2 separate regions of the Homo sapiens genome follow, and region 2 is linked to region 1. Evidence: read pairs that join two places in POLR2A ChIA-PET (ENCODE). Cell type or tissue: Panc1. All regions are shown on one strand. Links, peaks and the distances in the headings refer to the core of each region. The heading gives the core; the rest is flanking DNA.

What was found. Peaks named below come from ENCODE experiments on the same cell type or tissue, not always from the same donor. Only the 100,000 strongest peaks of a DNase experiment are listed, where the experiment ranks them.
Region 2: POLR2A ChIA-PET joins it to region 1 with 17 read pairs; 2 of 35 experiments call an interaction of 5 or more read pairs at or near these places.

What each region holds. Positions count from the first base shown.
Region 1 is chr11:73,997,252-74,001,646 of GRCh38, reverse strand. UCP3 (uncoupling protein 3) reads left to right here. Exons shown (of 7, transcript NM_003356.4): 7 at 121-1,370. The coding sequence ends at 235. Among named protein-coding and RNA genes, the nearest start is that of UCP3, 9.6 kb to the left of the region's middle. In Panc1, for the core only: no CTCF peak of the experiment used is centred there; no DNase peak of the experiment used is centred there.
Region 2 is chr11:74,149,345-74,153,739 of GRCh38, reverse strand. All of the region lies in intron 3 of C2CD3 (C2 domain containing 3 centriole elongation regulator), which reads left to right. Among named protein-coding and RNA genes, the nearest start is that of C2CD3, 19 kb to the left of the region's middle. In Panc1, for the core only: a CTCF peak has its summit at 4,053; no DNase peak of the experiment used is centred there; H3K27ac peaks cover 1,344 bases.

The DNA.
Region 1 (4,395 bases), core at 161-4,160:
ATGCTTGTGATGAACAGAAGTCTGGATCCTCTGGCACTACCACTGTGTCCCGGGAGAGCACACGCATCTGTTGTGGTCCCCTAGCACTCCACCTGATGTGTTGGTTGTTTTTCTTATCAGATTTACACCCTCCTTTTTGCGTTTGGGATCCTGGAACGTGGTGATGTTCGTAACCTATGAGCAGCTGAAACGGGCCCTGATGAAAGTCCAGATGTTACGGGAATCACCGTTTTGAACAAGACAAGAAGGCCACTGGTAGCTAACGTGTCCGAAACCAGTTAAGAATGGAAGAAAACGGTGCATCCACGCACACATGGACACAGACCCACACATGTTTACAGAACTGTTGTTTACTTGTTGCTGATTCAAGAAACAGAAGTAGAAGAGGAGGAGGGATTCTGGTCTTCACTGCCATGCCTCAAGAACACCTTTGTTTTGCACTGACAAGATGGAAAATAAATTATATTAATTTTTGAAACCCATTAGGCATGCCTAATATTTAGGCAAGAGAAAATAAACCAAGATAGATCCATTTGGACAAAATGGAAGGTTGGAGACGTGTATCCCCGTGAAATCTGGTTAGATAATGAATGATAAGCAGGAAGGATGGCAAGCACGGGACAGGAGGGGCCCACAATGGAGTGGGAGATCAGCCACGGAGCCTGGAGGGATGCCACCCAGCAACACAGAGCTGGCGACTGCAGCTGCACCATCACACATGCATCATCAGCCTATTTGTAATATGTCTGCCACAGAGAGTCCTTTGGGATTCTAGGAAACCCAAGGAACAAGAGAAAAAACTAGAGCCTGTGCTAAAGAAGCCCTGCTGGGCCCATGTGAGGCTGGGGCTCGTAAATATTCCCTGACGACACTGAAGAATCAAGAGGGCAGCCCCCACTTTCCTACAAAATGGAGGGAGCCATCCCTTCCCTGTCCACCTCACCAGGGGTGCTATGACATGCAAGTGAGAAGCTGGGCATGAACGCACTTTATAAAAGCAAAAGCTCTGTGTAAATCTAACTACAAGGACAATGCCTTGGGAGAGATTTTGTCGGGACAGAGAGGAGTTGCCAGGGAAGAAGGTTTGAAAGATACGGTTGTCTAGAGGTGAGACCAAAGGATCCAGAGACTTGGGGACCAGAGGTGACAGTGGATGACGTGAAGCCACAGGAGCCCCACCCCCATGCAGCCTCTTCCCCACCCCCCCCACCACGTGCTCAATCATGAGTACCTCAAAGGATTGTTGGGCTTGGGGGAAAAGAGGTGGATTCCTGGGCAAGAACCTAAAGTAGCAGGACTCGGAATTCTCGGGAAATTATTATGACTCAATAAAAGAATTCACACCTTAGGTGTGGGAGTAAGAACAGCCACTTCTCTGCCTTTTCTTTCTTGGAATTTTCCTTTCTCACTTCTATTTCAGGCTTTCTATGTGTCAGGGCAGGGCCAGATCCAGCCCCACATGCCTACACTTCATCTGCCCCCTCTCACCCTGTTTAATTGCAGGCAAGTAGCTTTATTTTTTTAGGGTTCCAGCTCCTGCTTCTGCAAAAGGCAGGGTTGAACCAGACGACCGACTTCCAAGCTTAAGACTGTACATTTTTCGAATTGATAATGGGGACCCAAAATGCCACTATCTTTTTCTACTTCTTGGCAGCCTTGCGTAGCTCTGATGATTGTCAGGACTGGGTTCAAACCTCACCCCATTCTACCTTACTAACCACCTAGCCACAGGGAATCCTTGCACCTTGGTGTGCTACCAGAGAAGTGGGAATAACAATCGCTGCTTCACAGGCTTGTTGTGAGGGTTGACCTAAAACTCCTTGGAAAGCAGACATGTGGTGTGCACCTGCTACCTGGGAGGCTTAAGCGAGAGGACTGCTTGAGCCCAGGAGTTCAGGGCTGCAGTGAGCCATGACTGCACCTGTGAATAATGACTGCACTCCAGCCTTGGCAACAGAGCATAACTCCTTCTCTGAAACAAAACAAACAAAAAATCGTTGGCATACAGGAGGCACTCGGTAATGTCATTTCCCTGCTTCCCTGCTCCTACCCCTCCAGACCCTGGGAAAAAGCAAATATCTATTCATCCTCAGCACTTTCCTAAATTTAAATTATAACTTGAGATCATCTATGTATACAAACTGGAGAGTTCATACAAAAGCAAAAAAAAATTATTTTGATTTAATGTCTGGCTTGGTTTTCAAATAAAACCCATATTTTGAAAAGTTTCCGGTTGGTGCAGTGGCTCACGCCTTTGGGAGGCCGAGGCGGGCGGATCACTTGAGGTCAAGAGTTTGAGACCAGCCTGGCCAACATGGTGAAACTCTGTCTCTACTAAAAATACCAAAAAAAAAAAAAAAAATTACCCAGGCATGGTGGTGGGTGCCTGTAATCCTAGCTACTCGGGAGGCTGAGGCAAGAGAATCACTCGAACCCAGGAGACTGAGGTTGCAGTGAGCCAAAACCACACCACTGCACTCCAGCCTAGGCGAGACTCTGTCTCAAAAAAAAAAATTAAATTGAATTGAATTAAATTAAAAGTTTCCCTTTTTAGCCAGGCATGGTGACATGTGCCTGCGGTCCCAGCTACTCGGGGGGCTCAGGTGGGAGGATCACTTGAGCCCAGGAGGCGGAGGTTGCAGTGAGCCGAGCTTACACCACTGCACCCTAGCCTAGGTGACAGAGTGAGACCCCATCTCAAAAAACAAAAACGAAAAAAGAAAAAAGAGTTTCTCTTTCTTTTGACTTGACTGACATGTGCAAATCACTCTCAAACTCCTGGTCTCAGTTTGTAAGTTTCTAGGGCCAGGAACTATATCTTCCATGAATTTCCATATGGCAATATTAACACACCACCTACCCAGAGGATGCTATTCAGGTGATGATTCTGAGAAAGGGAGGATAAAATATTCTAAGAGATATTTTGACTGGGATCAGGAGCCTACTAACTGCCAAGTCTAGCCTTTTGGAGAAAGAAAAACGAGATTGGTGAGTCTTGTGAGGTTTCTAGGCCAAAATACTAGATCTCTTTCTCCACTGTTTTTTTTTTTTTTTTTTTTTTTTTTGAGTCAAAGTCTTGCTCTGTGCCCAGGCTAACACAATCTTGGCTCACAGCAACATCCACCTCCCAGGTTCAAGTAATTCTCCTGCCTCAGACTCTCGAGTAGCTGGGACTACAGGTGCGTGCCACCACACTCTGGCTAGTTTTTGTATTTTTAGTAAAGATGGGGTTTTCACTGTGTTGACCAGGCTGGTCTCAAACTCCTGACCTCAGATGATCCACCCACCTCAGCCTCCCAAAGTGCTGGGATTACAGGCGTGAGCCACTGCTCCCAGTCTCTTTCCCCACTTCTTAAAGGCAGAGATTCAACCAGATGACCTGAAGCTCTTTAGTTCTGTGATTCCAAGGACTGAGAGACAGTTTCTCCCAGGCTACGGTGTGAACACCTTTTCAACGCTGGCCTCAATTTATGCTTCCAGGAAACCAGGGATGTGAATTCATGAGAAGGTCAGATTACCAGCTGAGGCCAGTTTCTAAGTTCTGTGCATCCATTTCCCCACCACACTCCTAGAGACACCACCTCCAGTCAAGTGATTCAAAAGAAATCTGCTTTTTCTCAAACTCTTCTACTACGTCAGGCAGAAATAAGATAGTTAGAGTCCTGACTCAGTCCCATTTGTGACATAATGGATAATTCACATAAATGTTCTAAGTAATGGTAATATTTTTTAAAAGAATATTTTATTCAGAAGGAATGAATGTTAAGTAAGGAAATATTATTATAGCTCTGTAGATGAGTTTGTTTCAGGGCACTTTGAAAAGCACAGTGTGCTACATGAATGAAAATATTCATTGTACATACATTGTAAGCCATATGTTATGTTAGGTGCTGGGGTGAACAAGACCAGTCCTGTCCTCAAGGAGCTCACTGGGGTGGAGGATGGTGGGGCAGGAAAGACAAACTGCAAACCATCAGTCACCATACTGGGTGATCAAAGCTACAAATAGAGATGTATACAAAGCACCCAAGAGCAGGTACACAGATAAGGGACATCTGACGTGGTTGGGGGGCCAGGAAGCTTCTTGGAGGAAGACACCTAAAGGTCAAGTAGGTGTTATGCAGGTAAAGAAAGTGAAGTGAAAGTCATCCTAGGCAAAGGGAATGGTTCGTGCAAAGGCCCAGAAACAAGATAAAAACATTCAAGGTACATCCAAGGGATTGTCAGCTGTCAGTATGTCTGGGTTGCAGACTTAAAGATCTACTGGGGAGACTGAGGCAGGAAAATCGCTTGATTGCTTGAACCCAGGAGGTGGAGCTCACAGTGAGCTGAGATCGCACCACTGCACTCCAGCTGGGCGACAGAGCGTGACTCTGTCTCAAAAAAAAAAAAAAA
Region 2 (4,395 bases), core at 292-4,291, 150 kb before region 1:
AAATTTTTGTCCATTTTAAGTTCTTCACATTTCCTTATAAATATTAGAATCAGCTTGTTGATTTCCATAAAAAATATCTGCTGGGATTTTTGTTGATACTGTACAATATACAGATAAAATTCAGAGAATTAAGTTCTTAGCAATATTGAGTCTTCCAATCCATGAACATGGTATATTTCTCCATTTGTTTGGCTCTTTAATTTTTTTTCTACAATCTTTTATACTTAGCATCATGCAGGCTTGCATATACTTTGATTTATCCCAAAGTATTCATGCTCTTCATTGACTCTTGAGAATTTTCTCTATAGACAATGATGTCATCTGTGGATAAAGACAGGTTTACTTCTTTTCTAATCTATATGCCTTTTATTTCTATTTTCTTGCCTTATCACACTAAGATCTCCAGTATATGTTGAATAGAGAACAGATATTCTTCCTTCATTCTTTCTTTTCATAGGAAAGCATTTGGTCTTTCACTTGCTTTTGTTTGTTTTGTTTTGTTTTGTTTTGTTTTGTTTTGTTTTGTTTTTAAGAGACAGAGTCTCACTCTGTCACCCAGGCTGGCATGATCATAGCTCACTGCAATTTCAAACTTCTGGACTCAAGCAGTCCTCCTGCCTCAGCCTTCTGAGTAAATAAGACTACAGGTGCACGCTAACTGTTTTTTAAAATTTTTTTGTAGAGACAGGGTTTCGCTATGTTGGCTGGCTGGTCTCAAACTCCTGGCCTCAAGCAATCCTCCTTTCTCAGTCTCTCAAAGTGCTGGAATTAGAGGAGAGCCATCATGTCTGGCATCTTTCACTATTAAATGTGATGTTAGATATAGGTTTTTCATATTTGTCCTTTATCAATTAGAAAAGTGCCAAGTTTTAAGAACACTTTTCCCAAATTTTCTGAGAGATTTTATCATGGGTATTGAACTTTATCAAATGTTTTTCCTGTATGTGTTAGGATAGTCATTTGGATTTTTTTCTTTTGGTCTGTTAATATGGCCTATTTTATTGATTCATTTCTAAAAACAAAACCAGACCATCAGTCTTACGATGAACACAATGAAGTCATATAGTATTAGCCATTTTATATATTATTGTGATTTAATGTTTCAGTGAGGATGAAATGAAACATTACATTTTTGTTCAGGAGAGATATTAATCTGTAGTATTGTTTTGTTGCATTGTCTTTGATTTAGATGTGTGGGTAATGCTGGCATAAAATGATTTTAGAAGAGTTCCTCCTCTGTTTATTGGAAGAGTTAACGTAGAATTGATTAAATGTCTAGTAGAGTTTACCAGTGGAGTTAACTGGTTTCTGGATTTTTCCTTATGGGGAAGGTTTTTAACTACCACTTTAATTTATATAGTAGATTCAGGGCTGTGTAGGTAATCTTTCTTTTTGAGTGAGCTTTGGTAGTTTGGTTTTCAAATAATTCATCCATTTCATTGAAGTTGTTGAATTTATTGGCACAGAGTTGTTTATAACATCCCTTTTCTGTCTTTAAACGTCTAAAGCAATTGTGATTATATCTCCTCTTTCATTCCTAATATTAGTAATTTGTTTTCTCATTTTTTTCTGGATCAGGCTGGATAGAAGTTTAACAATTTTATTAATCTTTTCAAGGAGCCAGCATGTGATTTCATGAGACTTCAAAGTATCTTAGACTGCTTGACATTTTTCTACCAGTGACTTGAGTTTGGTTTTTTCCAGTCTTTTCATCCTCTGTGTATTTCGTTTTATAGTTACTATTACTCTATATTCAAGTTCATTAATCATCTTGTGCAGTATCTTACCTGCTTCTAACCCCATCAGTCATATTTTCATTTCAAATATTTTCATCTCTAAAAGTTACATTTCCTTTTTTAATGTACATTTTCTTTTTTTCTTTGCAGTCACATTTTCTTTCACATCCTTAAGCATTAGGAGCATCTATATGATAGCGGTTTTAAGGTCCCATCAATTTTATCACCCATCATTTGGTGTCTGTTTCTATTGATTAATTGCTCTGTGGTTATAGGGCATGTTTTCCTACTACTATTAAATTTTTATTGAATACTGAACATTGTAAATTTTATAAATTGTGCACTTTATTTTTTTTCCCCCTTTAATGAGTGTTGTCTGCCAGGCACGTTGGCTCATGCCTGTAATCCTAGCACTTTGGGAGGCCAAGGCAGCTGGATCACTTGAGGCCAGGAGTTTGAAACCAGCCTGGCCAACATGGCAAAACTCCATCTCTACAAAAAATACAAAAATTGGCTGGACATGGTGGCATGTGCCTGTAATCCCAGCTACTAGGGAGGCTGAGAAGGCTGAGACAGGAGAATCACTTGAACCTGGGAGGCAGAGGTTGCAGTGGGCCGAGATCATGCCACTGCACTCCAGCCTGGGTGATGGAGTGAGACCCTGTCTCAATAAATAAATAAATAAATAAATAAATAAAGAGTGTTGGATGCTTACAGGCAATTTAGGAAGACTTCTCAGTACTAAATACATGAGCTGCCAGATTGAAAAAGCCTCCTGTGGGCCAGGCGCTGTGGCTGACGCCTGTAATCCCAGCACTTTGGGAGGCCGAGGCGGGCGGATCACCAGGTCAGGAGTTCGAGATCAGCCTGCCCAATATAGTGAAACCTCATCTGTACTAAAAATACAAAAATTAGCTGGGTGTGATGGTGGGCGTCTATAATCCTAGCTACTCAGGAGGCTAAGGCAGGAGAATCGCTTGAAGCCAGGAGGCAGAGGTTGCAGTGAGCGGAGATTGTGCCATTGCACTACTCCAGCCTGGGTGACAGAGTGAGACTCCATCTCAAAAAACAAAAAAAAAAGAAAGAAAGAAAGAAAAAGTCTCCTGTGGAACTCGTTTGGATCCTGATTCATAGAAACCAATTGTAAAAAATCTGAAACAATCAGGGAAATTAGAATGTTGACTCAAGTTTTGATAATTTTGAAGAATTGTTATTAATTTTTTAAATGTGATAATGGTATGGTGTTTATGTTTTTTTAATGAGTCCTCATATTATTAAAACTATATTTACAGAAATGGCATGATATCTGGAACTTGGTTCACAATAATCCAGTAACAAAGCAGGGCTTGGAAAAGGTATAAATGAAACATGATTAGCCAGATGTGAATAATTGTTGAAGCTGGATAATAAGTACCTGTAGTCGTTATTTATTTTTTTCTAATTTTATATGTTTTAAAAAGCTTAGAAATTTGTTTTGTTTTTTTTTTGTTTTTTTTTTTTTTTTTTTTTTTGAGACAGGGTCTTGCTCTGTAGCCCAGCCCAGGCTGGAGTGCGGTGGTGTGATCTAAGCTCACTGCAACCTCTGCTTCCCAGGTTCAAGTGATTCTCCTGCCTCAGCCTCCCAAGTAGCTAGGATTACAGGCATGTACCACCACATCCAGCTAATTTTTTTTTGTATTTTTTTTTTTAAGTAGAGACAGGGTTTCACCTTGTTGGCCAGGCTGGTTTCAAACTCCTGGCTTGAAGTGATCCACCTGCCTCGCCTCTCAAAGTGCTAGGATTACAGGCGTGAGCCACCGCACCCATCCACAGAAACATTTTTCTTGATATCAATTTTTTTTTTTTTTTACAAAAGGAAAGTGTCCATTAAGTACAACATAGTGGATGAAAGCAGACTTTCAGCAAGTTATATCATTGTGACATTTTAGAGCACTGAAAACAAAAACAAGATTCTATAAACTTCCAGAGAACAGGAGAAACAGTCACACACAAAGAATTAAGTAGAGTGGCTTCAAACTTCTCAATAGCCACATTAGCGTCCAGAAGACAATTCAATAATGCCTCCAGAATGTTGAATGAAAATGGCCTAGAATTCTGTCTCTCTAGGCAAACTATCTAGTGTAAGAGTAGAATGAAGTTTTTGTATATACAAAGTCTCAAAAATTTGTACCTCTCCCACACTCTTCCTGACAAAGCAGCTGAGGGACTTTCTCTGCCAAAATGAGGGAGTAAACTTAAAAAGAAGACAAGGTGGGATATTGCAAACAAGAGATACAACACAGGAGGGAGCCGAAGAGAATCCCTTGATTTGAGGTGAAGCAGCTGTACACAAGGCATAGATGGCAGCTATTCCAAATTGGAGTATATGCTAAGGCTCTGGGAGAGATTTCTCAAAAAAAAAAAAAAGTTACAAAACACCTATTGTGTCTGAAAATCTTAAGAGGAGAATTCGATAACTGGCAAAAAGTTCAGAATTGAATTAACAATAAGAACAATAAAAACACAAAGCAAATGTTAGCATGCACCTACAGTCCCAGCTACTCAGGAAGCTGAGGCAGTAGAATCACTTGAGCCCAGGAGTTCACGTTCAGCCTGGGCAACATGGCAAGACCTGATCTCTAAAAAGAAAAAAAAATTTTTTTTTTAACTAAGCAAATGA